Linked DNA regions of Homo sapiens: region 2 is linked to region 1. A link is an interaction called in ENCODE POLR2A ChIA-PET data of the cell type or tissue named here. Cell type or tissue: PC-9. All regions are shown on one strand. Each heading gives the region's core, and the rest is flanking DNA. Links, peaks and the distances in the headings are about the cores only. Region 1 has its middle 14 kb from the start of FGF19. Region 2 has its middle 120 kb from the start of LINC02753.

Region 1 (15,634 bases), core at 4,948-12,947:
TGAGCGCCCTGTACTCAGGGAGAGGGAATCATTTCGGGCTGGGCCTCTCTCATCAAGAAAGCCAAAACTTCCTTAGAACCTTTCAGCAAATTCCGGCTACATCCTAAGAACCAGGTTTGCGTCACAGGACCAGGCCAGCCCCAGCTGCACGGCAGGCTGGGAAGGCAAGAATTAGCGGTCAGGGTGACCAGATGTGGGCCACATCCTGAGTGCAAGGAGGAGCAGGTGCAACCGGACACCAACGTGTGCATGAAACATGATTCCAAATGAGCATTTGCCAGGGATTAGGGATGGTGGAGGGAGTCGGGGAGGAGGGTTGGGTCACTCAGGGCAGTAGTTCCCAGGTGCTTACGTTGGCAGCGAGGGGGGTAATGTCGTTGTTCAAGTCTACGAAGGCTATTTCAGGTGAAGCCTCCCTGCTCTCCAGTAAAAGGGACCTCCACTTGTCATTCTCACTGATGACATGCCCAGGACATCTAGAGTTAACCCTTGGGGCGTTCCCTGTCTCCATCTGCCAATCAAGATGCCCCTCTCACTCTTTGGTGTCCTTGTCATGTAACCATGCTGATTAGAGAGCTGACAGGCAGGGCTGGATGATGCTTGTGGACACAGCCTTCTCTACCCGTGGCAGGCGCCAGACAGGAAAGGCACTCTCCTGGAGCCACACAGCCTGGAGGCAGCTCAGGGGCTGTGGGCAGGGCCCTTTGATTGCTGTGTGACCTTGAGTAAGTCACATCACCCCTCTGAGCCTGCATCCTTCTGCGGACATGAGGTTAACAGGGTCTGCATGGTAGGGCTATACAGAAATCCAGTGAAATGATGTCTGCGGGATTCCTGGCACAGAGCCGGCTGCCTATCCACAGCAAACCTCACCAAGGATAGAACCATGTGTCCTGAGCTATTATGTCCACTGGATCTCAAATTTGGCTGCACATTGAAAAAAAGATGATAGCTGGAAACCACTCATGGAGATTCTGAGTTTTTTGTCTTTCTTTCTTTCTTTCTTTCTTTCTTTCTTTCTTTCTTTCTTTCTTTCTTTCTTTCTTTCTTTCTTTTTCTTTTTTTTTAGACAGTCTCACTCTGTCATCCAGGCTGGAGTACAGTGCACAATCACTGATCACTGCAGTCTTGACCTCCTGGGCTCAAGGGATCCTGCTGCCTCAGCCTCTCAAGTAGCTGGGACCACAGACCCATGCCCAGCTCATTTTTTTTTTTTTAATTTGTAGCAATGGGGTCTTGCTATGTTGCACAGGCTGGTCTCGATCTCTTGGGCTCCAGAGGTCCTCCTGCCTTAACCTCCCAAAGTGCTGAGATTATAGGTATGAGCCACCGTGCCCAGCTGAGATTGTGATTTAATGGGAATGGGTGTGGTCTGGACACTGGGATTTTTTAAAAGCTCCCCTGTGGGCCGGGTGCGGTGGCTCACACCTATAATCCCAGCACTTTGGGAGGCCGAGGTGGGTGAATCATGAGGTCAGGAGATTGAGAACATCCTGGCTAACACAGTGAAACCCCATCTCTACTAAAAATACAAAAAATTAGCCAGGCATGGTGGCAGGCGCCTGTGGTCCCAGCTACTTGGGAGGCTGAGGCAGGAGAATGGCATGAACCCGGGAGGCAGAGCTTGCAGTGAGCCGAGATTGCACCACTGCCCTCCAGCCGGGGCGGCAGAGCAAGACTCCTTCTCAAAAAAAAAAAAAAATCTCCCCTGTGGTTCTAGTGTGCAGGGAACCAGTTCAAATTCCATCCTTTGTGCTCTGAAGACCAGCACTTCAGGGAGAAAATGAAGAAAGAGGCTTATCAGCACCTCCCTCTCTGGAGTCTTCTCCCTTCTGCACAGCTGAGGATAACAAGTGAATGTACGTAAACTAATTCACACTAGACTGTTGATGGTTAATATGTTTGCTCTCCAGGCCACATTTTTACTGACCTGGCAGCTGCAAAACCCTGATGACAGACCGTGGGTGATGCGGGCATTCTGGCAGGAGATGGGGAAGATTATTTTTCTGAGGCTGCATCTTAGCATCCACCCTACCCCGACTCTTCCCCTACTCCTCATAAAGAGGTAGCCTTGCCCTCTTCCTGCATCCCCTCTCCCTGCTTTAGATAGCGTTGCCAAATACATAAAAATACAGCATCTGAGCTACATTTGAATTTCAGGTGAGCAATGCATTTCTTCAGTAGGAATGTGTCCCATGCAATATTTGGAACATATGTATACTAAAAAGTTATTCATTGCTGATTTCAAATTCAAATCAAATCGGGTGTCCTGTGTTTTGTCTGGCAAGCCGAGCTTTAGGCCCACACCACGGACATGGAGTTAAAAATGAGAGAAGACTGGAGCAAAAAACTGTTTCCGTTGAACAAGACTCTCTGCTGGTGAGACTCCAAAATGGAATTCAAAAGATCCCAGGGACAGGGAGGCCTTGAGTGAATCCCACTCTTTCTTCGGGCCTGTTTCTCCATCTGTAAAGCGAGAACCTTTTCGTCGCCTCAAGGCCTGTTGACTCCTGGGGATTCTGGCAAAGTGCCCAGGGGCTGGGAAAGGCCTCTTAACCAAGGAGGGGGCTGGAACCCGCCACCCCGGCATTAGGACTCTTGTGGTCGCAGGTGACAGAAAACACAACTCAAACTGACTTGAGGTAGGAAAAACAAGGGAACTTATTGGCTCACCTTTACTGAGAAGGCCAGGAGGTGCCGGGCTTTAGGCATGCGGGACCTGGGAACCGGCACCACACCAGGCATCATCTGTCTGTCTGTCCATTTTCAAGCATCTTTTCCCTTTGTAGTGACAAGATGGCCCCAGCAGCCTCAGCCGAGATGATGGACAATTCTCTTCTCTTACCAACAACTCCAGCAAGAGCCCCAGACTGGGTCTCAGGGATCCTTCCTGTGTCCCTTGTTCGTCCCAACTGGGCACAGGAGGCTCTGACCAGCTGGGCTGTGTCCCCTTCTGTAGCCCGGGGAAAAATCAGCCCTCGTGGGATGCTAGGACTAAGAAGGGGAGAGACATTTCCCCAGAGGAAAACCCACGGCACAGGTATTCCCCCAGGTTCCTACAGTTCACTATCCACTGGGCGACCTTCCCTCTTTGGATTGGGAAATGACAGCCAAAAATGTTCTACAAGACCAAAGAGGAGAGGGAGTGGGTGGGGCAGGGCCACCCAGATGCAGAAATTGTCCATTCAGTTATGGAGGACATGAGACAGCATCCTGCCTGCCTTAGTCTCATACTCCCTCCCCCACTGTCAAGGTGACCAAAAAGGAACCTCAATTAGGGGAGCGAGGAGAGAAGGTGTACCTTTTGCCACTAGAGGCAAAGAAAGAGAGACAGACAGACAGACACTGAGTTTTACAATACAGCCATGCGCCCCATAATGATGTTTCAGTTAACGGTGGACCACATATACAATGGTGGTCCCATAACATTAAAACTCCATATTTTTACTATGCCTTTTCTATGTTTTTAGATATGTTTAGATACACAAATACTTACCATTGTGCAACCTTTGCCTGCAGTGTTCAGAGCAGTACCGTGCTGTGCAGGTGTATAGCCTAGGAGCAATCAGCTGTACCACATAGCCCAGGTGTGCAGCAGGCGACACCATCTAGGGTTGTGCGAGCACACTCTATAATGTTCGCACAATGGTGAAATCACCCAGCGATGCATTTCTGAGGACGTACCCCATTGTTAGCATTGCATGGTTGTGTACATACATGACTGCCTGCATAAGGCACCACGGTCTGAGGCTATCAACAGCTCAACATTTTGAGTGAAATGCAAGAGCGTTACCTTTACTTAGGTCTCTTTCTCTCTCCACTTTTAAATTATCATTAAGTCTTTCCTCTGCCTATATTGGGCACCACATCAGATGCCATGATTTTTGGTGTCAGGCATCAAAGATGATTGTTAAAATGCGTAAGAAGGACAATCTTGTATTTTTACCCCTATTTTTAATCAGTCCGATATTCTTCTTTCCTTTCTGAACTTCAAAGCCTATTTAGAGAACTTCCTTTGAACATTTTCTTTTCTTTTCTTTTCTTTTTTTTTTTTTTTTTTTTAAGATGGAGTCTCACTGTGTCACCCAGGCTGGAGTGCAGTGGCACAATCTCAGCTCACTACAGTCTCTGCATTCCTGGGCTCAAGAGATCCTCCCACCTTATCCTCCAGAGTAGCTGGGGCCACAGGCACATACTACCATGCCTGGCTAATTTTGTTCAGAGATGAGGTTTCCCTATGTTTCCCAAGCTGGTCTTGAACTCCTGGAATCAAGCGATCCTTCCACCTTGACCTCCTAAACTACTGGGATTGCAGGCATGAGCCACTGCACCCAACCCTTCAGGCTGGAGTGCGATGGCGTGATCTCAGTTCACTGCAACCTCCGCTCCCTGGGTTCAAGCGATTCTCCTGCCTCAGCCTCCTGAGTAGCTGGGATTACAAGTGCCTGCCACTGAGCTTGGCTAATTTTTGTATTTTTTTTGTACAGATGAGGTTTCACTATCTTGGCCAGGCTGGTCTTGAACTCCTGACCTCGTGATCCACCTCCCTCGGCCTCCCAGAGTGCTGGGATTACAGGCGTGAGCCACCATGCCCAGCCCCCTTCAACCATTTTTTAAACAATAAGTTTGCTAGCAACAACTTCTCTTAGTTTTCCTTCATCTGAGAATATCTGAATTTTCTCTTCAACCCTGAAGGATATTTTCAGAAAGTTCTTCCCCCTTCCCTGCTTTCTACGTATTTGAAAGATGTGCCACTTCCTCTAGCTTCCATGATTTCCAATGAGAAATCCACTGTTGTTCCAACTGGTGTTCCCTATGAGTAAAGGGTCATTTCTCTCTGAGCATTTTTGAGAGTTTGTCTTAAGTTTTCATAAGTTTAACTATGATGTGTCTTGCCATGTATTTCTTTGTTTTGTTCCTATTTGGGGTTGGTTCAGCTTCTTGAATTTGTAGGTTTATGTCTTTCACCAAATTGGGGAAGTTTTCAGCCTCTATTTTTCTGGCTACTTTTTCAGCCCCACTCTTCTATCTTCTCCTTCTGAGACTCCCATGATAGGAATTTTCACTGTTTTGCTGTTGTTCCATAGGCCCTGGGACTGCTCATTTTCTTTCTGGTCTGCTTTCTCCCTGTGGTTCATTACCACAACTTCTGCACTGCTGCATTTTTTTTGATCACTCTGTTCTCAAGTTCACTGACTTCATCCCCCTCATCTCTACTTGACTGTTGAGCCCATCCAGAAAGGTTTTGTTGTTGTTATTGTTATTGGGTTTTTGTGTGTGTGTGTGATTGTTGTTGTTTTTGAGACGGAGTCTTGCTTTGTCACCAGGCTGGAGTGCAGTGCCACGATCTCGGCTCACTGCAACCTCCACCTCCCAGATTCAAGTGATTCTTCTGCCTCAGCATCCCGAGTAGCTGGGACTACAGGTGTGCACCACCATGCCCGGCTAATTGTTGTATTTTTAGTAGAGACAGGGTTTCACCATGTTGGCCAGGGTGGTCTTGATCTCCTGACCTCATGATCCACCCACCTCAGCCTCCCAAAGTGCTGGGATTACAAGCATGGGCCACCATGCCTGGCTGTATTTTTCAATCCTAAATTCTCCATTTGGTTCTTTTCCATAACTTCCATTTCTTTGCTGTGTCAAAATCCAGTAAAACATAGAGAAAAATCTCTGAAATTAAAACATTTTATTTAGGAAGAAAGAATTGCAATTTGGGGCACACATACAGACTAGGGAGTCTTCAATATGTCCAGAAAACAAAGGGAAGGTTAAAGGTTTTGTAAAAAGGAGAAATATTACCTATTGCTCTTCAAGAAAGTTCATTGGCATGAAGGAGGTTTTGGGGAGCTGGCAAGCTCTGATTGGTGAGCAAGGGCGGTGAGTAAACCTAGTCTTAGGGTTGCAGCAGGTTGCATCAGCAGCTATTGGGTAAAACTGATTTCAGGTTATAGCAGGCAGTTTCAGCAACCAGGCTTGCAGAGAATTACATTTTTGAAATACTGTTATGTATCAGGAGTGCTTTTCCCCCCGGGCTTCTGGACTTTGTTTAGTTGGGTATGACAAGAATAATCCAGTTTGTAAGATCAGTTTTCACAGCTAAGATTTTTTTTTTTTTTTTGAGATAGGGCCTAGCTCTGTCACCCAGGCTGGAGTGCAGTGGCTGATCACAGCTCACTGCAACCTCTGCCTCCTGGGCTCAAGGTATCCTCCCACCTCAGCCTCTCTAGTACGAGTAGCTGGAACTACAGGCACATGCCACTATGCCTGGCTAATTTTTGTATTTTTTGTAGAGACAGGGTCTCACTATTCTGCCCAGGCTGATCTCGAACTCCTGAGCTCAAGTGATCCACCTGCCTCAGCCTCACAAAGTGCTGGGATTACAGGTGTGAGCCACCGTGCCTGGCCGACAGCTGAGATTTTTAATGCGTTCGTTTGTTTCAAGGGAATTCATAATTGCAGTTGAAGCATTTTTATGATGGCTGCTTTAAAACCCTTATCCAACAATTTATTAATCATTCTGTCATCTCATTAATCTCCGCATTTGTCGATGATTGTTTATTCACACTGAAGTTGAAATTTTCCTTGTTCTTGATAATGATGTGTGAAAGTTGATACCTTCCTTCTACCCCATCCTACCCACTGTCCCTCCCACCTTCCCTTCCTCCCTGGCCCTTCCTTTCTTTCTTCCATCTTCTTTTTCACTTCCCCGCTAACGTCAAGACTGCCTGCTTGATCTCCCTTGCCTTCATTTATGGCTTAAGGCAAAGCGTCACCCACTTTCATTCTTCCCTGTAAACCTCTCACAGTTCAGGTTTCCCCTTCGTGTCCTCTCTGAGCCACTCTCCTCCTGTGCATTCTCATCACTGAAGTCGAAAATAAAGAGACCCAGGAGACAGAGCCAGCAACTCAACACATGGGCCTTGTTTGGTTTTCAGCTCAACAAAATAGGTGCAAAACCTTCTCTCTTAGTTGTAACCCTTTTCTTCAGTATGAATTTCTTTTTTCAAAAACCATATGTGTGTGTGTGTGTGTGTATAGGTGTGTATACACACACATAAGTGACTGAATTGTGGCCCCAAAACTCATATGTTAAAAACTTAGCCAGGCACTGTGGCTCATGTCTGTAATCCCAGCACTTTGGGAGGCCAAGGCGGGTGGATCACCTAAGGTCAGGAGTTCGAGACCACCCTGACTAACATGGTAAAAGCCCGTCTCTACTAAATACAAAAAAATTAACCCAGCATAATGGCGCATGCCTGTAATCCCAGCTGCTTGGGAGGCTGAGGCAGGAGAACCACTTGAACCCAGGAGGCAGAAGTTGCAGTGAGCTAAAATCCCGCCATTGCACTCCAGCCTGGGCAACAAGAGTAAAACTCCGTCTCAAAAAAAAAAAAAACCTCCAGTGCACCTCAAAGTATGACTGTACTTGGAGATATGACCTTTGAAGAGTTGATTAAGGTTAAATGAGGTCATATGGGTGAGGCTGTTAAAAAAAACTTTAAAAAGACAGTTTTTAACTATTGAAATAAACGGAAATGGTCTGGGTACTGAATTATATCGTTAATTTGCTAGGGGGATCATGTATTATGGTTACGTAAAAAATCTGTATCTGTTAGATATGCACTGAAGTATCTGCAGGTGAAATGATTCAGCAAGAAAAGGTGGGGGTGGGGAATGAGGTCATTGTTGGAACAAGAACAGTGAAATATTGATCCTTGCTGAGGCTGGGTATTGGTATATGGGGGTCTGTTTACACTACCTACACTTGGGTATGTTTGAAATGTCTATAATAGAAACTGAAAAGAAAACCAAAAGCCAAATGTGGATTCTTCACACTCCCTCTTTCTCTACCAAGCCATGTGGAAGAGGTTGCAGTGACTGTGTCACAACCTGGTGAACCTTCTAGGCTTGGGTCCCTGCATGACCACATGGAGCAGAACCTCCAGTGACCTGTGCTGGACTTGGAGGAGAACAGTGGATTAACAAACCTTTGTTATATTGAGTCTTGGCAATTTCACAGTTGGTTTGTTATTGAAGGTATATTGTGGAGTAGAAGAAGTAAATTCAGGACACCAACTATAATGTAATATAATTTGTCATTTAAAAGGGTGTGTACCATTTTGGGAAGCTGAGATGGGAGGATCACTTGAGGCCAGGAGTTCGAGACCAGCCTGGGCAATATAGCGAGATGTCATCTCTACAAAAAATGTAAATATCAGCCAGGTGTGGTGGCGCATGCCTGTAGTTCTAGCTTCTTGGGAAGTGAAGTGGGAGGATTCCTTGAGTCCAGGAGTTCAAGGCTGCAGTGAGCTATGACAGTGCCACTGCATTCCAGTCTGGGTGACAGAGTGAGGCCCCATCTCAAAAAAAAAAAGAAAAAAAAGGCATATACATATGTATGCTTATATATGCAGATAACCTCTCTGGAAGCAAGTATAGAAAACGATAAAACTGTGGGTGCTTCTGGGGACAGGAATTAGAGGACTGGAGACAGGGTAGGAAGGAGAACTTTTACTATAACCTTTTTCTTCAGTTTGAGTTTGTTTTTTCCAAAACCGTGTGTGTGTGTGTGTGTGTGTGTGTGTATACACACACGACTGAATTGTGTACCCAAAAATCACATGTTAAAAACTTGACCTCTAGTACACCTCAGAGTATGACTGTGCTTGAAGATATTACCTTTGAAAGGTGATTAAAGTTAAATGAAGTCTTATGAGTGAGGCTGTTTAAAAAAAAACACTTTAAAAAGACAGTTTTTAACTGTTGAAACAAATGGAAATGGTCTGGAAACTGAATTATATTGTTAATTGGCTAGGTGGGATCATGTATTATGGTTATGTAAAAAAACTCTGTATCTGTTAGATATGCACTGAAGTATGTACAGGTGAAATGACTCAGCAAAAATGGTGGGCGTGGGGAATGAGGTCATTGTTGGAACAAGAACAGTGAAATATTGATCCTTGCTGAGGCTGGGTATTGGTATATGGGGGTCTGTTTACACTATCTACACTTGGGTATGTTTGAAATGTCTATGTAAAAAGGGAACCAAAAACCAGTTGTGAATTCTTCACACTCTCTGTTTCTCTACCAAGCCACGTGGAAGAGGTTGCAATGACTGTGTCACAACCTGGTGAACCTTCTAGGCCTGGGTCCCTGCGTGACCACGTGGAGCAGAACCCCCAGTGACCTGTGCTGGACTTGGAGGAGAACAGTGGATAAATAAACCTTTGTTATATTGAGTCTTGGCAATTTCACAGTTGGTTTGTTATTGAAGGTATATTGTGGAGTAGAAGAAGTAAATTCAGGACACAGTCTATAGTATAATATAATTTGTCATTTAAAAGAGCATGTACCACTTTGGGAGGCCGAGGTGGGAGGATCACTTGAGGCCAGGAGTTTGAGACCAGCCTGGGCAATACAGCAAGATGTCATCTCTACAAAAAAATGTAAACATCAGCCAGGTGTGGTGACTCATGCCTGTAGTTCTAGCTTCTTGGGAAGTGAAGTGGGAGGATTCCTTGAGTCCAGGAGTTCAAGGCTGCAGTGAGCTATGACAGTGCCACTGCATTCCAGTCTGGGTGACAGAGTGAGGCCCCATCTCAAAATAATAATTTAAAAAAGATATATATATATATGCATGCTTATATATGCAGAGAACCTCTCTGGAAAGAAGTATAGAAAACAATAAAACTGTGGGTAGTTCTGGGGACAGGAATTAGAGGACTGGGGACGGGGTAGGAAGGAGAACTTCTACTATAACCTTTTCTTCAGTTTGAGTTTCTTTTTTTCAAAAACCGTGTATGTGTATATATATGTGTGTGTGTGTATAGGTGTCTGTATACACAGTCATATGTGCCTGAATTGTGTCCCTAAAATTTATATGTTAAAAACTTAACCTCCAGTGTACCTCAAAGTATAACTGTACTTAAAGATATGACCTTTGAAGAGGTGATTAAGGTTAAAAGAAGTCATATGGGTGAGGCTGTTTAAAAAAATTTTTTTAAGCCTTGTTTTTTTTTTTTGAGATGGAGTCTCACTGTGTAGCCCAGGCTGGAGGGCAATGGTGCAGTCTTGGCTCACTGCAACCTCTGCCCCCTGGGTTCAAGTGATTCTGCTGCCTCAGCCTCCCAAGTAGCTGGGATTAAAGGCATCCACCACCACACCCTGCTAATTTTTGTATTTTTGCTAGAGACGGGGTTTCACTATGTTGACCAGGCAGTGGAAAGACGTAAGTGAAGTGCAGGCACCTCTAAAATCTCCCCAGAGCCTGCCAAATTACACTCTCTATTTTTTCCCAGGGAAATTTTAATGCATACCTGGGCATGGACCTGACTCATCGGCACCACGTATACTCACCTTACTTTGGGGAAGACCGAGAATGATGGTATCGGTGCCAGGCCTTGAGTTTTCCCTGCCACCGACACCTGCCGGGGCTGGGAGCCCCACCTGTCTCAGAGTCCTGCCTTCCCCAGACACTGGGGTTGGTGGGGTCCCCACCAGGCATGGGAGGCTCAAGGCAGGTTCGGGGTGAAGTGGGGGCCCCCTTCCTTGTCAGCTGTCCTGCCCTGTGGTTCCTGGGGTCCCAAGTGGAGTGACTGTTGCCTGAGTGGCTGGTGGGGAGTCTAGACCTGGCTGAAGCCTGGGCCCCAATGCCAGCCCAGATGAGGAGCCTGAGACTCGGGGGACAGCCCAGGCCCAAGCAGGCTGACAAACAGAAGCACCCAGAACAGGCAGGGCTCCAAGACCTCGCTTTTCCCATCAGAGCCGGGTAACCTGTCACTGGGCCCATGTCTCCTTCTCCCCATGAGTTGTGTGGGGCCTCTGAGCAGGGACCCGGGCAGTGGGCCAGGGCCCCTCTGATCAGCCTCAGCCTAATGGGGTGGAGGAGGCAGGGGCGGGTCTGGTGGGGACTAAGGTGGGAGGGGCACCTGCCCCTAGGAGCTGTGTCTCCCAGAGCGCAGTGTCTTCCCCAGTGAGGCCCGCGATGTCCATCTCCAAAGCAGACTGCTAGGATCTTCAAGTGAGGATCTAAGAAAACAGTCCGGGCCGGGCACGGTGGCTCATCCCTGTAATCCCAGCACTTTGGGAGGCCGAGAAGGGCGGATCACCTGAGGTCAGGAGTTCGAGACCAGCTGGCCAACATCATGAAACCCCCTATCTCTACTAAAAATACAAAAATTAGCCAGGAGTTGTGGTATGCACCTGTAATTCCAGCTACTCGGGAGACTGAGGCAGGAGAATCGCTTGAACCCGGGAGGTGGAGGTTGCAGTGAGCCAAGATCACGCCACTGCACTCCAGCCTGGGCAATAAGAGCAAAACTCGGTCTCAAAAAAAAAAGAAAAGAAAAGAAAAAGAAAAAGTAAACGGTCCGATCTCCCGTAGGTCTGATTATCAGGATGACATCTGGCTGGGGCAGTGGAGATTCAGAAGAGAATTCTAGCGGCCGCAGGGACACCGTCCCAGAGCGGCGAAGAGAGGGCCCGGGAGGGAGGCGGCTCTGCGGCTCCCCGGAGGAGCGGGGCCGTCCGCGGCGCAATGGCGGCCCCCGGTGGCGGTGACTGGAATGGGCCCCGCGCAAGGCCGAGGGTCAGGGAGTGCAGGGCGCGGTCTGCAAGGTGCCTTCGGTGCCCCTTTACCCGCGCGGGGCCGGGGACTCGGAAGCCGCGAGGTTGCCCTGAGAGCACCCAGCAGCTGCTCGCTCACGCTCGCCCCTCCCGCAGTCTGATCTGATGGTTGACTAGCTGCCCTCCACCCTGCCCCCTGCAACTTTTGCAGACAAGCCCCCAGGAAGCAAAAGAACATCGGCTACACACAAACATCAACAAAGCCCCTACTGTGTGTGCCTGGACCTCAGCAAAGGGCAAGGGAGAGGCAGGCTCCATCACCTCCACAACTTCCTGTTCCTGTATTCGAATTTATGTTCACTATATTTATCTATCAATACATTTCTTCTGTTTCCTATATGCAAGTATTCATCCTCATGTCGATCCTGAAAACGGGGTACCAACATCACTCCCATTTTACAGATGAGCAAACTGAGGTGCAGGAACGTGAATTTCACTAACGCTGTCAAGAAACGTTTGGAATTTGGCAGGGCACAGTGGCTCACGCCTGTAGCCCTAGCACTTTGGGAGGCCAAGGTGGGTGGATCACTTGAGCCCAGGAATTCGAAACCCCATCTTTACCAAAAAATATAAAAATTATCCAGGTGTGGTGGCATGCACCTGTAGTCCCAGATACTTGGGAGGCTGAGGTGGGAGGATCGCTTGAGCCTAGGAGGCAGAGGTTGCAGTAAGCCGTGATCGTGCCACTGCCTTCCAGCCTGGGCGACAGAACGCGACTCTGTCTTAAAACAAACCAAAAACCAAAAAAAACATGTGGAGTGGTGGAGACTGCATCTCAGAAGCCAAAAATCCCTGGCTTCCTGGACCAGCACAGCCCACTGACCAGAGGTGGACATGGGAAGGCGGGTAAGGAGAACTGCTCACCCTTTATTGCACCGGACTTCATGCCAGAGACCCCATACTGGGCATAGCTGGGGGCACCAAGGTTTAGAAGGAGCCACCGTCCTGCCTCTGGGATGCTGCTGTCCAGTTGGGAAGGGGGAACGGTCAGTGCAGAAGAAAGAAGATGGAAACAGCAAGGCCACTCCTCACAGCTCTCCCGGTGCGGGGGAAGGAGCCCAGCAAGAATTTCTGCTCCACCAAGGGCGGAAAGGAGGAAGCTCCCCCAGGCTGCGGGGATGAGCCTCGGGAGGTGGAGGGCAGAGGAGAGGAAAAGCCAGGGAGGAGCTTGAGGCCGGATGAAGGGGAGGCCGGATGAAGGCCACAGCCCTTCGAAGACGGACACTGGAGCCCCAGGGCTAGGGCTTTCTTTCTTCTTCTTCTTGCTAGGGCCTTCTTTCTTCTTCTTCTTCTTCTTCTTTTTTTTTTTTTTTTTTTTTTTTTTTAAGACTCTCGCTCTGTTGCCCAGGCTGGAGTGCAATGGCACAATCTTGGCTCACTGCAACCTCCGCCTCCTGGGTTCAACTGATCCTCCTGCCTCAACCTCCTGAGTAGCTGGGACTACAAGCACCCGCCACCACACCCAGCTAATTTTTGTATTTTTAGTAGAGACGGAGTTTCACCATGTTGGCCCCAGGCAGGTCTTGAACTCCTGACCTCAGGTGATCCACCCGCCTCGGCCTCCCAAAGTGCTGGGATTACAGGTGTGAGCCATCACGCCCAGCCGCGCTAGGGCCTTCTAAGAAATAAGGGGTGTAGGTCAAATGGGGGACTCTCTTGGAGCCTCCCGGGGGGGTGCATGAGTCCTACACGCTCCCACCTAGAGGGACAATGCCTCAGGCCATGGCAGGGCTGGGTCCCCGGTAGCCACTATGCGTCCTCGGCTGCCTCACTTCCCTCTCCAGGGTTTCGCCATGCTGGCCAGGCTGGTCTCAAACTCTTGACCTCAGGTGATCCACCTGCCTCGGCCTCCCAAGGTGCTGGGATTACAGGCATGAGCCACTGCATCCAGCAGGTGGCAGCCCAAGCCCAGGTTGGATCCCTCATTCCCCCTTTCCTCGACACAAACAGGGAAATACAGCTAGCCCTAAGGGGCTGGGCCCAGTTTTGGTAAACGGTCTTTGAGCTCTGGAAAGAAAACTGTTTATCCAGGCACCCTCTCTACTGAGATGACCCAAAAGCCATGGGCAAACACCACAGCAAACATGGCCTGTCCCCCTCCCATGGCTCAGAGGGGCCTTCTCCTCCCACTGCCACACTACATTCTCACTTATTCACTCAGCAACCATTTACTGAGCACCTGTTATGTGCTACACCCTGTGCAAAGTAAGATCTACACTTTCGGTATCTGCTAAGATTCAAACTTTCATCATTTATTTTAAATCTTTATTTACTTCAGGAACCACAATTTTGGAGAAATTATTATTTCCAGTAAAATGTGGATATGACATATCTCTTTGACAGCATCTATTGTGTTTTGCATTTTGTTCAACTGGGTGAGGAGAGGTGACTGATATATTCCACCTGTTACATACATAGAATATATAACATAATATATAATATACACATTAGATAACAACTCTCCCTTCTTTCTTTTTACATTGGAGAAGCCACATATTTACAGGGTTCAAAATAAAATCCTAACAGCATTAAAGCATTGTGGCAGAGACAGAGTTGACCAAACGTCCGTGGGCTCATCTCCATTTCCCAGGCTCCCCTACAGTTTGGTTAGGGCCTTGGGACTGGTTCTGGTCAATGGAATGGAAATAAAGTGTTCTCCTGGGACAAGGCAGCTAGGAGCTAGCCTGCTTCCTCTGTCTCTTCCCCTGCTGGGGCAATGAGGGGGCCTTGGTTCCTGCAAGGTGGAGGAGAGCTGCCCCACCCATAGTGGACTTCGTGGAAGTGGGAAATAGCCCTTCCTGGTTAAGCCACTGAGATGTCAGGGCTTATTTCTTATTGCAGCACAGCCTGGCCTAACCTGACTAATGCAAGTTAGACAGTGAAAAGTAGGCCTCCTCTCAGACTTTCAGTCCGCTCCCAATACAGGTACTGTTGCCACATCTTTGTGTCACTTTCCCAAAATGTTATCTCTTCTCTAGAAGCCTGAAGAAGACTCCCCTGGGAGCCTTAGGGATGGGCAGAGGCTGAGCCCTGCTGGCCAGAGCCCTTCCGCAGGCAGGTGGGTGCCCAGAGGAGCCCTGTTCTCAGTTACTGCTCACAGCACCAGACCTCCACCCCAACCCAGGTCTCCTGCGCTAGGGCCACCAGGGAAGCAGGTAGAAAATGGCATTTGACAGGCTCCCAAACCCAAGCACACCTATTAGAGAAGGAGCAGAGAGGAGGCGCAGCTGGAAAGATCGAGTGTAACTCAAGCCTCGCATTCTCCTCCTCCTGCCTACCCCATGGGGTCAAACTTGGATTTGAGGCCTGCCTGCAACTTGCCTCCTTTTCCGAATGTGTTATTTATTTATGATGAATAGAGCATGAGATGAAACTTTAGTTCCTTGAAGTGAACTGTCATTTAATGACTTCCTTTTCAGAATTTAAAACTGCTTCTTTTTCTTCTGGACTGTGAAAGCCGCACTTGCTTCATGCTTTTTTTTTGAAACAGGGTCTTGCTCTGTCACCCAGGCTGGAGTGCAGTGACATGATCGTGACTCACTGCAGCCTGGACCTCCTGGGCACAAGTGATCCTCCCAAGTCAGTCTCCTGAGTAGCTGGGACTACAGGCGCATGCCACAACGCCTGGCTAAGTTTTGTATTTTTTGTAGAGACAAAAACATGGGTTTCACCATGTTGGCCAGGCTGGTCTCAAACTCTTGACCTCAGGTGATCCACTCGCCTCGGCCTCCTCCCAAGGTGCTGGGATTACAGGCATGAGCCACCACATCCAGCAGCTTCATGCTGTAAAAAAAATAAACCCAAATCACAAAATACAGAAACATACAAAGGAAAATAATTAAGATGACACATAATCCATCACCCAAACGTGACCACTGCAACATCAGGGGTTGTGGTCCTTGCAGATTATTCTCTACATAGATAAAAACCTGTTGCTATGCTCGAGGGCCTTTTTCTTGAACCAAAATAAGAACAAATGATATTTTGTTTTTAACTTTTTTTTTTC
Region 2 (15,634 bases), core at 3,081-11,080, 260 kb before region 1:
TTCACCCTTCACTGCCACCCATTTGCAGACAGCGTCCCTGGTACAAATACTCATAAAGCACAGAGTCCGAGGCACCCGCGATGCCTGGGCGTTCAGTGGAGCCCAAAGTGAGGACAAGGTCAGTGTGCGAAGGCTGAGTGCCCGGGACCCTAACAGCCCCTCGGGCCACGTATTCCACTCAAGCCAGAATTCACAGAAGAAGGCAAGAGAGTTCTAAGAAACACAGACGACCAAGCAGGCCATCCTGTCATTTCTTACTGCTAGCCGGCCCCTGACACTGGAAATGGTGACCTAGAGGGGACGGAAAAGAAGTGAAATAAAAACAGCTGAGATGATTTTCTGCTGTGCTTCCACTACTCTTGCAGAATCTAAAATACACAGGTAGGCCGGGCATAGTGGCTTGCACCTGAAATCCCAGTACTTTGGGAGGCTGAGGTGCGCGGATCACTTGAGGTCAGGAGTTCGAGACCAGCCTGGCCAATATGATGGGACCCTGTCTCTACTAAAAACACGAAATAAGTTAGGTGGGCTTGGTGGCGGGTGCTGTAGTCCCAGCTACTTGGGAGGCTGAAGCAGGGGAATTGTTTGAATCCTGGAGGTGGAGGTTACAGTGAGCCAAGATCACGCCACTGCACTCCAGCCTGGGAGACAGAGTGAGACCCTGTCTAAAAAAAAAAAAACCAAAAAAACAGGTTGGGCGTGGTGGCTCACGTCAGTAATCCCAGCACTTTGGGAGGCCGAGGCGGGTGGATCACCTAAGGTCGGGGTTCGAGACCAGCCTGATCAACATGGAGAAACCCCATCTCTACTAAAAATACAAAATTAGCTGGGCGTGGTGGCGCATGCCTGTAATCCCAGCTACTCGGGAGGCTGAGGCAAGAGAATCGCTTGAACCCAGGAGGCAAATGTTGCGGTGAGCCGAGATCGTGCCACTGCACTCCAGCCTGGGCAATAAGAGTGAAACTCGGTCTCAAAATAAATAAATAAAATATATAGGTATGTATGAGCTATGAGATCCGAATGGTGTAATTTCCATGATTCTACACGTGTGTTAAATGCTCTTCTAGTTGCATCTTGCAAGGTAAACATGAGCATGCTGAGATGCATGCCAATCATTTAACATTTTAACTTTGCTCTATGACAACAGGAAAGGCAAACAAAAAAACATCATAAGAAGCCAAGAAAGGGGCTGCAGATGAGAGGAAAAAGCTGTCTACTTTTGTGCCTTGAGTCATGTTTCTTTTCTCTGTTTTGTGAACAAGGGGCCCCACATTTTCATTTTGCACTGGGCCCTGCAAACCATGTAGCCAGGCTGGCCCGATTTTCATCTGCCTTCTTACAGGGCTCTTTGCTTATGAATGTCTCTCCAGTAAATGCATCCATTCATTCGCGCCACAACACAGGAGACCACTTTGCTACCTGGGTGCCCTGTGACAGGTGGGGCACCGAGGTGTCTGCTCCCTCCCGCCTCTCCTCTGCCCCGGAGAGTGGAGCAGCCTGGGCCTTCCCTCCACCAGGATTCAGGTCCCTCAGCACAGCGTTCATTCCTGCACCACCTGCTTTGCCCAGCTGCGCTGTGATTGCGGACTTCACTCAGCCTCCATCCCTCCTCCAGTCTTGCCAGCAAAGCTCCAGCTCTAAACTGGATTGTTCCATCCAAAGGTGCTGCTGGCTCATGATTTCAGGGACTCCTCATCCCCACAGGATAAAATACATTCTGCTCCTGCATGGGCTCCTGCCCATCCACATTTCCCTCACCCTAACCATGGCTCTCTTTTGCTGGGGAACCCCTGGCCACCAAGACAAACCATGTGGGCTTCAACATGCCTCTCCCACAGTTCAGAAGTCCCCGCTTCCTCTTCAAGCTGGTCTTTTCCAGCGCCGAATTGTCTGTGAAGATGATGCCGTCCCTCTCCCCCTTCCCCATCTGGGAGACCCTCCTTGTAAGGGTTCTGGGCTTCCCTGGCTAGCTTGCTCTGTCCCTGTCTCTTTCTCGATCTCAGTCTCTGTCTCTCACCTGTCTCTCCTTTTCTCTGTCCCTGTCTCTCTATGCCTGTATTTCTGTTTCTCTCTCTCTCTCGCTATCTCTGTCTCTGTTTCTTTTTCTGTCTCTCTGTCTCCCTCTGTGTGTGTCTCTCTCTGTCTGCTTCTGTCTCTCTCTCTCTTCTCAAATCTTTCCTTGTTTTTTAGAGCTGCCTGTTCATCTGCCTGCTCCACAACAGGGAAACCATAATGACCACACTCATCGTCTTCTTATCATAAACTGTGTGTATGGTACACGGGCCCAGTGCTTGGCTGTGCTCACGGCGCACCAGCTCTTCTCACCCCATAAACTGTGTATGGCACACGGGCCCAGTGCTTGGCTGTGCTCACGGCCCACCAGCTCTTCTCACCCCATAAACTGTGTATGGTACATGGGCCCAGTGCTTGGCTGTGCTCATGGCCCACCAGCTCTTCTCACCCCATAAACTGTGTATGGCACACGGGCCCAGTGCTTGGCTGTGCTCACGGCCCACCAGCTCTTCTCACCCCATAAACTGTGTATGGTACATGGGCCCAGTGCTTGGCTGTGCTCACAGCCCACCAGCTCTTCTCACCCCGTAAACCGTATATGGTACATGAGCTCGGTGCTTGGCTGTGCTCACGGCGCGCGGGCTCTCGCCCCGTCTGCCTGCTGGGCTGCAGACCTCACTCACCCTCCCTTGCTCCTGTGAATCCCTTTGGCTATTGGGTTCTGGCGTGGATCCTCAGAGAGGTGCTCTCATTCTCCCTGTTCTCCAGATGAGGCACCTGGAGCTCTGAGAATCTGAGTGACTGATTCAGTGAGCCTGGCTCTGCCCACCCCTGCCCTGGCCCAGGCAGACCAGGTGCTTCCTAGACATCTGTGGGGCCTTCACCTGCCTGACCTGACCCTGAGTCAGGAGATGCCAGGACACTGGGCTCAGCTGACAGAGGGGCCCTCTGCCCACCTCCCAGCTGACAGGAGACAGGGGTGCCGAGTGGTGGGGAGCTGGTGGTCGTGTCCCTGACCCCCGAAGGCAGGGTCCTGTGAGAAGGAGCCCACGTTGGTCAGGGAGCCCTTCACGGACGCCACCATGGTGAGTCATGGGCTTCTGTAAGCAAGGCTGGCCCTGCGTCACTCGAGTGACCCCCATGTCTCTGAAACTGTCCAAGGGAGGCTGAGAAGGGCTTGAGCTCCTGGGGCCCAGGGAGGTATGAGCCCTGTGGTTTTCCCTATGGGTAAAGGCAGGCTCTGTCCACTTTGGATCCACCACTGAGGATGGGTGGGGCATTGGGAATTCAAATTAGTCTCCGGATGCTACTCCTGGGCAGCTTAACTCTGGCCAAGTTCACTTCGGTGAAAACGGAGGGTCTTCTGGGGGCAGCGAGGATCTCAGGATGGTGCTGCGGAGTTCAGGGTCCACAGAAGGCAGTCCTTTTAGGGTCTCTGGTGTGGAGGCCAGCATCCCCTTGACCTGCCCAGAGCTCAGTCCCTCGAGGCCTCAGTCCAGGGCCACCTGTCCACCATCCTACCTGGGCCCCCTATCCTCATGGGGGGCCAGGACAGAAACATTCGGTGCAGAGGCGAGAGGAGGAAGGAACTCACAAAGAGCAGGAGTGATGTTGAGGCTGTGGCTCCAGGGGTGACCTGCTCCACCCACCCCCTCCAGGTATCCCCCCAACACTGCCCATGTTTCCTTTGACTTGGGTGTGAAGCCCACCAATTAGTGAATAATTAGGCTCTGAAACCACTTCTGTAGAGAATGCTCCTAGCTCTTAGAGGGGTCACTATCTATCAGCCACTCTCACTTTAGTGTGAATTTGTTTGTGCAGTGTGCTTTCCTGCTAACACCCAAATGAAGATGCCCTGCACTGCTGGGACAGGCTCTCTTGGGGTGTGTCTGGGATCCCAGGACACGGAGGAAGGTGAGTGCTACCCGTGGGAGCTTGAGCAAGCAGCACTGGGACAAACAAAACTGCCAAATAAAGGAGGAAGGAGGACAAAGTCCCATTTCTTCTGTTTCAAAATGTTCCTAATAGTGCGGTCCTGAGTTGAGGAAAGGAGAACTTGTTCTTCCTCCTCTTTCTCTTCCCTTCCCCCGGTGCCTCTCCCTGCCCAGCTTCCCCTACTCCTCCTCCACCTCCAACCCAGGGTCCTACTCCCAGAACTCAGGATCCAGGCCGTTATCATCAGCGTCAGACTTCAGTTCCAACTGGCAGGGTGTCAGGTGGAGTGAAATGTCACTTTTTTTTATTGTGGTGAAGGGTGGGAAGGTGCTATCTGCTTTTCTGACTGGAGGGATAAAGAGAGTGGTGGCGTGGAGAAAGGCTAGGTCTGTGGGGTCTGGAGAGGATGAGAGCAGAACCTTCTGTGCCTGACAATCTCCTTCTCTCCAGGACCCCTGTTGAGCTGGTTGCTGGGAAGGACGTGGCCAGATCTGTCCAGGGAGCAAGGAGCCTCTTGGTGGGATGGGAGTAGGAGCCCTGGCCCCCTTAAGAGACTCTTGGATGGACTAGAATGGTTCCAACTGAGGTTCACGGACAGTAGAGGGCCCTGAGAACCCACAGTGCTCAACGGGACCCCACCCACCGGCTTCCCAGCTGAGCACAAGGTTGCAGGGAGTTGGTCCTGCCTATGTAGCGATGGGGGCTCCTGATGGGGAACAGTGGCGAGCCTTGAATCCACAGCCCTTTGGAGCCAAGCATGGGGCACCAGGAGGGCCTGAGCAGGTCCCCCCATGGCAGGGAGCCTGGATGCACAACCCAGTGTTCAACAGCGACACCCTGTGGTGGCAACAGAAACAACCTCGGTCAAACCAGGGGCTCTGTGGATTGATGGTCTAGTGCCCTCTGTCTTTGGCTTGGAAATCAGAGTGAATCCTATGGGCTGTGTAAGTCCTAATGTTCTTGGACGGTCTACATCAGTGGGTGAGTCTTCAGGAGGAAGAGTCTAGGCTTCCAGCTAAGATGGGCAATGATGGTACAATGAATTGGAAAATGAATCGATTGTTTAGGAAGCGACTGCACCCATATCTAGGTGGGTCCTAGTCATTCTGCTAGTCGTATCCCCATGGGCTGCACGTGTGTGGGTGCTGGACCCGGCACTTTGTTTTCCTGGGATGCATTTTCCTGCTGAAGCAAACAGCTCTCTCTCTCTTCCCCCATGACCTGTGGAACTTGGTCAGCCGCATCCAGTTCTTGTGACTTTCCAAAGTGTTCGACAAGGTCCCTCGGTCACTCTCAGGGTCTCCTGGCTCCATGGGCTGAATGGTGAGCCAATAAGCCAGCCTCCCTGCCTCCTTCCAGCCCTTCTGGGGGCCAGTGTGGGCACCTGCCACACTGCAGCACCCAGAGGCAGAGTAGGGTCATGGGTGAGGCCAGCACAGGACAGCCTTGCACTTGGAAGGGAAATCCCTTCATTCTCAGGAATGCAGGCCCACACTGTCTCATTGTTCCTGCCCAGTTTGTCATCCAAAGAGCTGCCTCACCACTCCGGGAGAGGGCTGGCCTGTGTGAGTCACCAAGAAGTCCCCGGTGGGGAGCCTGATTCTTTGCACTGGGGGTGACATCACCCAGCAAGTCCAACTTGACCCATAAGCCCCGATGGCCAATTCCAAAGCAGTGCATGTGCCCGGGAAGATGGCCACATCCGTGAGCTTCTGCTCCGCATCCTGATCCTGCTAGGAGCCAGGGCCTGGTTTACCCCAAATTCTTCCCAGCAGTGGACTTAATGGGCCACCCCAGGTCCCTAAGAGCCACCCTCCACCCTCCTCCCCAGCCCTGTGCCCTGGGCGCTGACCTACAGGGCTGTGCATGCCCCCACATCCTCCTTGCCCTGTGTCCTCTGTTCAGTTTGGCTGATGGGAGAATAATTTTCAGGGGAGAGAGAAGTTGAGGAATGTGTCCCTGGCTCCCTGTCTGCCATGGCCTGGTTCCTTTGCTAAAGGAGGTGGCTTCTCCTGGGTGGTCCTTCCTCCAGCCTGGCTCCAGCCTGTTCGGCCCCCTTTGGGATGAAAGACTCCACAGCTCCCACCTGCTGCTGCCAGTGGGGGGGCTCTGGGCACGCCCCCTTCCTTGGGTTTCCCCTTTCTCTGCTCACACCTTTTATAATAGTCCCTTCATTACACTCTCTCAGATCCCCCTTTCGGGTGGGTCACCGTCACCCCTCCTTATTGGCACGCTTCTAGGGATGGGGCCTCATTCCTCCAGGAGGCCGGGCAGCACAGGCTGCCAGAGGGCTCTTTCTCTAATCGTTTAAAATCTGTCCCTTATCACGGCCACTCCTGCTCATGAGGACAGCACAGCCGGCTGCTCCCTCCACCGTGAGTCAGCCTCGCAGATATCAGGAGGCCTCCAGCCCAGCGCTCCTGGAAGTTTGAGCCACCCTGTCCTGTCCTGCCCCTCCCCTGCCCGGTCTTTGTTCTCTGGACACACCCTGGTGACTCAGGGTCCCCTTGACGAAGTGAGCCCAGTGTGAAGTTGTGCCCCCTTCGCTGGTGTCAGGCAATGGAGGGGCTCAGATCAGCAGGGAAGACCCAGGACCTGGAGGCCGGTGGGGAGCAGGGCTGGGGAAGCTACTCCGCACTCACTCGTGGGCACGTCTAGGAGAGCAGTAGGGTGGGGGCTCGCTGAGGCTGTCTGTGGACTCAGCATTGCCCACCCAGCACAGGCTCTGGGACGCCACGTGCACGCTCACTGTGAGGGGCAAAGGCTGCCCTGGCAACCAGGAGGAACCGCAGCTCCACCTGGCTGTGAGTCAAAAATACCAGGGAGTTTTAAAAAAGCACCAGTACCCAGGGCCTTTCATAGACCCACAGAACCAGACTCTCCAGGGATTTCAAGAAAGTTCTCGAAGGATCCTGAAGTACAGGAGGTTGGGGCGTGTGGCCTGGATATGGCCATCGCTGGCTGCAGGGCCGAGCCGGTCAGCTCAGGTGGGTGCCATGGGATGGGGCGAGGCCGGCCATTTTCCCTGTGCCAAGGAACACCCAGGTGAACTGGGATGGGTGTCACTCAGAGCTGAGGCCCTTGGGAGATTTCCATGAGCTGTAATGCTCAGAGCCTTGGGGTTGCCCCAATGTTTCAGAGTATTCAATGGGCCTGAACGGGACCACTGACCTCTCCGGGTTTTCATCTCTTTGTTTCACAATGTAGAACATTTGGGAAGGATGGAATCTGGACGCGTGGGTTTCCCTGCCTCTAGGCTTCTGAATTCTGTCTTGAGCTCACACGAAAGGTGGCTTTGCCTCTAGATTGCTTCTAGAGTTGTGGCAACTTTATGCAAGTCAGATCAAAGTGCTCCTTCTACAAGACACACCATTTCCACCCAGCAGAAAATCATGCAAAGATGCAGAGGTGCAGTGCCTGTGCTGAGAACAGTGCTCCTAAGGTGCCGCACTCTCCTGCAAGGCAAAATGCATACCGATGTGGGGGCGCGGCTTCCACTGAAATCCAGGCAAACTCTGAACTTGGAGGTTTTATATTTAGGTTGTATTAGTAATTTTCAATTCATAATTCATAATAAATACTTGTATTATTAATTATTATAATTAATACTTGTATTATTAATTATTATAGTTAATAATAACTAATTATTATAATTAATTATATATTAAAATATATTAAAAATATATTAAAATATATTGTATATAAAATATAATATAATTAATTATATATTTAAAAATATAATTAATAATAACTAATTATATTATAATTAATAGATAATTAATATTATGATTATTAATAACTAATAATTAACTATGATAATTAATAATAACTCATAATTAATAATTAATAATTAATAAAGGAACAGAGGGGAAGAGTTGCTATGGACTGAATGTTCGTGTACCCCCAACATTCATATGTGGAAACCCTAATCTTCAATGAGATGGGTTTGGGAGGTGGGGCCTTTGGGAGGTGATGAGGTCATGAGCTTGTGGTCCTCATGATGGGATTAGAGTCCTTACCAGAAGAGAGGCAAAGAAATGCTTTCTCTGTGTGTCTCCGTCTCTGTGTGTCTCTGTCTCTCTGTCTCTGTCTCTGTGTCTCTCTGTGTGTCCCTGTGTGTCTCTGTCTCTGTGTCTCTCTGTGTGTCTGTGTGTCTCTGTGTCTCTCTCTGTGTGTGTCTCTGTGTCTCTGTATGTCCCTGTGTCTCTGTGTCTCTGTCTCTGTTTCTCTCCCCACCGTGTGGGCACACAGTGAGAAAACAGCTGTATTAGTCATGCTGCCTATAAAGACATACCCAAGACTGGGCAATTTACAAAAGAAAGAGGTTTAATTGGACTTAAGTTCCATATGGCTGGGGAAGCCTCACAATCTTGGCGGAAGGCAAGGAGGACCAAGTCCTGTCTTACACGGATGGCAGCAGACAAACAGAGAATTTGCCACTCCAAGGCAAATGGCCTCAAACACCCCCATAAACGCGTCTTTTCTCTACCACAGGTGTCTGTTTTTGTTTGCTTCCCTCTTTGTGGCCATCAGAGCTCCACCTTCTCTGCCCGCCTCCTGCCAAGTGCCTCTTCTCTAAGTCCTAAGCTCCCCCACACGATGTCAGATCCCCTTCAGCCAAAGCCAAAACCCCTGATAAAACCCTCAGATCTCATGAGACTTATGTTCACTACCACGAGAACAGTATGGGGGAAACTGCCCCATGATTCAATTATCCCCCAGCGACTCCCTCCCACAACACGTGGGAATTATGGGAGTAAAATTCCAAGATGAGATTTGGGTGGGGACACAGCCAATCCATATCAACGGCTATCTGCAAACTAGGAATGGAGTAAGTGAGCCCTCACCAGACACTGTGTCTGCCAGAACCTTGGTGCTGGACTTCCAGCTTCCAGAAATGTAAGTAATAAATGCCTGCTGTTGCTAAGCCCCTCAGCAACAAGACATCAAGCTAAAAAGACAGACGAGCACATAGCACTCCATGGCAAATGGCCTCAAACATTCCCATAAACACATCTTTTCTCTACCACAGGTAGAGTCCTTACTCTTGTTTCCCTCTTGTGGCCATCAGAGCTCCACCTTCTCTGCCCACCTCCTGCCAAGTGCCTCTTCTCTAAGTCCTCAGCTCCCCCACATGATATCAAATCTCCTTCAGCAAAGATAAGCCTGCTTCCTTGAGAGGCCTCCCTATTAACAGAGCAGGGGTACCACCATGTTAAAGCTTAAGCCTCAGCTTGGAGGGGTCATGTCCCTCCCACCTCTGCCCCCGTGGCTTACCATAGTATGCCTTCTAATTACATCTGCACTCCCCGGCAGGCATTCTGGTAAGTAGAGTTTCCCCATTTTGTTTCATACAGAGGAGCACAAAGAAGAAAATTAAAACCATAAGCAATCTTGCTGTTGGAAGGTATCTTTTATTAGTCTTTAGTCCACTGTGAAGCACCTTTCTATGATGTTGGGTTTCCCTGATTTGGAGCATCCCTGAAACATATAACTCACTCACTCACCTACCCAGCCTTTCACCTACCCATCTACCCACATATCTATCCATCCATCCATCCATCCATCCATCCATCCACCCACCCATCCATCCATCCATCCAGTTACCCACATATCCACCCATCCATTTATCCATCATTCATTCACACATCAACCCATCCACCCATCTATCCATTCATCATCTGTTCATCCATCCACTCACATAGCTATCCATTAATCCATCCAGCCAGCCATCTATCATCCATCCACATATCCATCCACCCACTCATCCATCCATTACTCTCATTTCCTTCCTCTTTTCCTTCCTTCCTTCCTTCCTCCCTCCTTCCCTCTCTCCCTTCCCTTCCCCTCCCTCATTTCCCTTCCCTTGCCTTCCTTCCCTCTCTCCTTTCTTCCTTCCTTCTACCCATCCAGCAAATACTTGCTAGGCACCTGTCATCTCTACTGTTCGTGCTTATTGTTGACTGTAAAATGAATCTTTCTTTATTGAGGTCCCTCAATAAAGGTGGGAGCCAGGGGAGGGCCCTCTGGGTTCTTCCAGCTCAGCAAAGGGTGGGGTGACAGCATGGAAACGTGGTGTTCTTTTTGCATGACCGGGTGGAAGATTAAAATCGCCCCTGGTAGAAAGGAGTCTAGTCTTGCCAGTGCTGCAGATTCTTGGTAAGATCACTTCAAATGCTTAACGTGATACATGGTTCCACCAAGTGACAGAAATGTGAAAGCAGGTGGGGCAGTGGAGCCAGCCCTGTCTTATAGGAGATGATGAGGCCTGGAGGAAGGAGGGAGGCGGGGATTCAACGGAAGGTGCAGAGGACACTGAGAAAGACTTCCCACTGCTGCTACCATTTTGCTCCAGGGAGTCCTGACATCTGACCAGAGAGAAGGAAGGCCCACAGACAGCAGGCGTGGGGTCCTGAGAGTGCTTTCCTCCATGGTGTGGGGGATAAGGTCTTCTCCCAGCCCCGGCCTTCTCTGACCTGGAGCCCAGAGCCCAGAGCCCCTGGCACTGGCAGGTGGTGGATCGGCTGGTGCTGCCAAGGGTTGGTCTAGTGAGGACCTTGGCCTCCGGAGCCCTAGAGAACAGCAGCCTTTGTGAACTCCCCTGTGTGTGCTCATTCTGCTCACGGGGCTTCTGTCTCAGTTCCTCTAGTGTTCCAGCCCCTTCTGCACCCCGGCTAGGAGCCTCTTCCAAAACCCTGTGCAGCTTGGCTGGGGTCTGGGGGCCTGACTCTTTGCCAGCCCTTTCCATTCCCTAGACACTAAGCATGCGGCACCACATGGTCGGGAGGTGACCCTCCTGCCCTGTCCGCACCCTGCAGGCTCCTGAGCAGGCACAGTTCCAGAGTGAGTAAAAAGGAGGGACCCCATTGTCATGTGAGGTGCTGATGGCTTTATCAGTGGGAGTCTGCATTTCCAGGGAGATGTGTGTTTGTCGGGAGACTTGGTGGCAGAAGCATTTGAAGTTATCTTACCGAGAATCTGCAGCACTGGCAAGACTAGACTCCTTTCTACCAGGGGCGATTTTAATCTTCCACCTGGTCATGCAAAAAGAACACCACGTTTCTATGCTGTTACCCCACCCTTTGCTGAGCTGGAAGAACCCAGAGGGCCCTCCCCTGGCTCCCACCTTCAAACAACACCCTCAGCACCCCCAGCACCTCCAGCACACCCATGGAGAACGGGCTTCTTCTCTTTCAATGACTGGAGCCCAAGGGTTGAAGTTGGGAAGGGCTTTCCAGGATCCTGGGACCAAGATCTGAAGCCAGCCCGGGGGCCAGCCTGGGACAGGGCCTTGTTCTGGGGCCAGTGCCCGGCAGACACAGAGTGGGCACTGAGGCAGTCTCTTAAGCCTCTCAGCGGGGAGTCTTTACGGTTGTTCTCACAGGGCTGGTCCTCGGAGACTCCCGGCACTGGCTTCCGGGTTTGCCTGGGTCAAGCCCTGTAATAGCCTCCCTCCTGGGACCTGGTCTCTCCATTGCAGCTGAGGACGAGGCGTGGGAAACAGCAGCAGGCTGAGGCGGCCTCAGGGCCCCTTGGATGTGGCCCCCACCTCGCTCAGGTCAGCTTCCCCAGGAGGCAGGAGGGACCCTGGGCAGAGCAAGCTTCCTGTCCTCTGTGTCTCCTCCCTGTGCAGTGGGAACATCCACTCCCCCCACGCCACTTCCCATTTTCACACAGGCCACTGGGAGACTCCTCAGGCCTCAGGCTCTGAAGGAATTCCACTCACAAAGCTCAACTTTCACGGATCCCTTTGTGTTCCCTGCTTCCTGCCTGCCAGACTAGTTTCACCCAACCTCTGCCAGGTCTCAGCAGTGGACTGAATTCACGGCAGTAGCCTTGGTGACCCCTAGTGGCCTTCCCTTCTCTGGAGTAGACCTGATCTAGCCTCAACACCAAACTGAGACCTCAGCCTCAACACCTGGCTCAGCCTCAACACCTAACTGAGACCTCAGGCTCCCCACTGTCCTACAGATGGTCCCCCAGTGCCATCGCCGGCCTTCAAAGGTTTCCACCATCTAGAGGAGAAGCCGCTTGGGGCACCAGTGTCTGGGCTGCATGGTGCCCTCAAGAGCTGACTGCAGTCTGGAATCTTGCCCTCTGCAGCCAGGAGAGACAGCCCTTGTCCACGCCTATTTAATCCATTCATTTACCCACCCAATGACTGTGGAGCCCAGCCTATGGTACAGTTACTATTTGGTGCTGGAGATAGACAGTTTAGCAAACCACAGCCCAGCCTACCTTCCTGGAGATTAAAATCCAATGGGAAATCAGACATTGATCAAAAATGTACACAAACGTGGAAAACAACATCTGGAGTTGATGGAGACAGAGTGGTCCCCAACACCTGCACGCATTTGTCCTTGCTGGGGAGGGCAGGGCACACTTGAGTTGAGGCCTGAAGGCTGCAGAGGACAGGAGGTGAGCCTCCAAAAGGCATAGCAGGGTTTGCTTTTGGGGTGGGGCATGCATCGGAGGGGGCAGGATGGAGGTGGGGTGAGCAGCTAGGGAGTCATGGCAGGTGTAGGGCGGGAAGTGATGCTGCGGGGCAGTGTGGCGCAGGTGGGGGAGAGCAGACACATTTGCCATCTCTGCAGAGCCACTTTCCCTCCTGAGATGAGCCAGGTGGCAGCAGGCTCTGGTCCTGACCTCCAGCATGAATGCGGCCTGAGCTCTGCCATGGCCCCCCTTCGCCGGTTTTCCCTGGCTTTTGCTCTGCTTATTTTTCCAGGGTCACCACCTGTGTCTGAGCTCTGCCATGGCTCCCCCTCACTGGCTGTCCCTGGCCTTTGCTCTGCTGATTTTTCCAAGGTCACCGCCTGTGGACGGGGGTACCCTGAGCTGACGATGCTGCCCAGGCAGTGGTCCTGGGCCATGGGGCCCTGCCATGGCTTCCCCCAATGAGTCAGCCCTCCTTCGGCCGACTCCTATGCACCCCTTTGCCGTAAAGGCCTTTTGCTTTTCTGCCCGGCTCCAGACAGGCACTGTGCACTCAGCCCTGCCGTTCCCACTCAACCCTAACCACTTGGCCTGAGAAGGAGCCTCCGGCTCCTGTGTTGAGTGGGTGGGGAGGTAGCAGCCCAGCCAGGGCCTCGGTAGGCAGAGCTTGACATCCGGACAGGACCCTTGCTCTCTCCCTCCCTCCTTCCTGCTATCTGGGGTCTGCGGAGCTTCCCAGGGATTGGGTGGGCTGCTCAGGTCAGGGGTTCTTCATCAGGAAGAAGTTGCCCCCTGGGGACTTTGGCTATGTCTGGAGATACTTTTGGTTGTCACAACTTGGGTGGTACCATTGGCATGTAGTGGGGAGAGGCCGGGACAGCCCCCTACAACTAAGATGGTTCCAGCCCCAAGTGTTAGTAGTGCTAAGGGTGAGAAGCCCCACCCCCAGGGAGCCCAGCCCAGTCTCGGGCGGCTTGGTCTTGGGATTCCTGTGATTCCCCTGCACTCACATTGGCCCCTCTGGGGCTGAGAGCAGGAGTCCACTATTTTTCCATCTTTTGTAAAAATTTGCTGTGGAAAACAGTGTGGAGATTCCTTAAAGAACTAGAAGTAGAAAGACCATTTGACCCAGCAATCCCACTGCTGGGTATCTACCCAGAGGAAAAGAAGTCATTATATGAGAAAGATACCTGCACACGCATGTTTACAGCAGCACAATTCACAATTGCAAAAATGTGCAAGCAGCCCAAATGCCCGTCAATCAATGAGCGGATAAAGAAACTGTGGGATATATATACGATGGAATACTACTGAGCCATGAAAAGGAATGAAGCAATGGCATTTATAGCAACCTGGATGAGACTGGAGACTATTATTCTAAGTGAAGTAACTCAGGAATGGAAAACTAAACATCGTGTGTTCTCACTCATGAGTGGGAGCTAAGCTATGAGGATGCAAAGGCATAAGAATGATACAATGGACTTTGGGGACTCGGGGGAAAGGGTAGGAAGGGGGTGAGGGATAAAAGACTACAAGTTGGGTGCAGTGTATACTGCTTGGGTGATGGGTGCACCAAAAACTCACAAATCATCGCTAAGGAACTTACTCATGTAAGCAAACACCACCTGTTCCCCAATAACCTATGGAAATAAAAAAATTAAAAACAAAACAAAACGATACGAAGATGTATTGTTTTTACCGATCACACAACCAGGAAATAAAAACTAAAAAAACAAAAAATACCAGCATCACCTAGGACTGGTGGGAGTATAAGGGAAACAGATACTGCTCGATATTGCTTGGGCTACATAATCCTTGGAATCTAATTTGGCCACGCCTAATAAAAATAAGCACGTTTTAAAATCTCAAATCCCACTTTGGAGAAATACATATTGAAGCATTTTATGTAGTGACAAAAAACAACCTCAACATTCACAAACAGGAGAAATGATTGAATAGATTCTGGACATCCATAAACAAAAAATTTGTGGTGGGCAGTGGCTGAGCTTTAGGAATACTAAGGAGAATATAAATTGAAGCGTGCAGGAAGAGCTCATGTCAGGGGGACAGAGTCAAGACCAGGGGCAGCTGCAGCCTAGTGTGGTCCCTGCTGTCATGGGGGCGACAGGGGGCAGCTTCCTCCCACTTTGGGCAGGTTCCTAAGCAGAAGTTCCACCTGCCCAGTGGACACAGGCTTTGGGGTGGATGGAAGACAACCCAGGGAGAAGGGCCAGGTGCGTGTGCAGGCTCCGAGGAAGCACCTGCGGAGAATGGGAAAGATTTGCCCTGGAGCCCCTCAGACCAGGCACAGCCAGGGAGGGGATGGGCAGTGACCGCTCTTCTGAGTTCCCTTGTCCTTCCTTGGGTGCTCTGGGTCCCCAGCTCACATTCATCCGGCTTTTGTACTTCATTATCTCTGGGGGAAGAATGTTGGTGGCAGCCAGACCATCAACGCAAGCTTTAAACATAAGAAATGGCAAATCCTGGGGTCACTGCCCATGAAAGAGAACATTCCCCATTCTCGCACTGTGGCCGGAAATACGCCAGGGATGGCCACGCTAACGAGCCTGGGAGTCTGCCCAGCGCCCAGGCCTCGGCTATCCACGGGCTCTCCCAGAACTGAGTGACCCCTTCTCACAGCACACAGGCCAGGGGGTGTGGGTGGTGCCAGGGGAGGTGGGGAGCCACGCGCTGCCTCGGACCCTGGGCACCCAAGGGTCCGGCGAACCCCCAGAGGGCCTGGCTGGAGGATGGGCGCTTTGCAGCTGTGTCCCCTCCCTCTGCTGTGCAGCCTCTCCAAACTTGGTTCCTGCATTTCCCAAAGCGATAATATCCTAGCAACCTCTCCAAGCGGCTGAGTGCAGAGTTGTTTACGCTGGGTTGCAGGGAGTTGGGGAATGCAGCGAAGCTGGGGCTGTTCAGAACTTCCCAAAGTCCAGCCTGGGGCGGCGTGGGCTGGAAACAGACAGGCTGACGTTTTAGGGACGTGACATCTAAACTTTCAGCACACCCTGGGTGCTTGGGCCGGGGAGTCTGACTGTCTCTGCAGAGCCTGAAAATTCCCTGAGTCCATGAACACGGCTTTGAGGTTCCGCCTCCGCGGGCTCTAGGCCCTGAGAACCTCTACGGCTTTGAGCTCTGAGCTGCCACTGCCTCCCTGGGAAATGTGTGTGTTGAGGGATGCTTAAGGTAGCTCAGAAAAAGAAGCAAAAGCTCAGGAATATCCTTATGTGCAGTCTTTAAATCGGGG

Evidence for each region. Peaks named below come from ENCODE experiments on the same cell type or tissue, not always from the same donor. Only the 100,000 strongest peaks of a DNase experiment are listed, where the experiment ranks them.
Region 2: POLR2A ChIA-PET joins it to region 1 with 20 read pairs; 2 of 35 experiments call an interaction of 5 or more read pairs at or near these places.

The regions. Positions count from the first base shown.
Region 1 is chr11:69,681,954-69,697,587 of GRCh38, reverse strand. No RefSeq gene overlaps it. Among named protein-coding and RNA genes, the nearest start is that of FGF19, 14 kb to the left of the region's middle. RefSeq lists an enhancer at 7,829-9,028 and silencers at 11,486-11,656, 11,429-11,678. In PC-9, for the core only: a CTCF peak has its summit at 11,559 (motif pointing left); DNase peaks (open chromatin) are centred at 5,897, 8,907, 9,447 and 11,557; H3K4me3 peaks cover 762 bases; H3K27ac peaks cover 5,204 bases.
Region 2 is chr11:69,939,424-69,955,057 of GRCh38, reverse strand. No RefSeq gene overlaps it. Among named protein-coding and RNA genes, the nearest start is that of LINC02753, 120 kb to the left of the region's middle. RefSeq lists enhancers at 5,537-6,736, 10,974-11,875. In PC-9, for the core only: CTCF peaks have their summits at 4,605, 4,811 (motif pointing left) and 6,726; DNase peaks (open chromatin) are centred at 4,797, 5,497, 6,357 and 6,747; H3K4me3 peaks cover 1,554 bases; H3K27ac peaks cover 3,717 bases.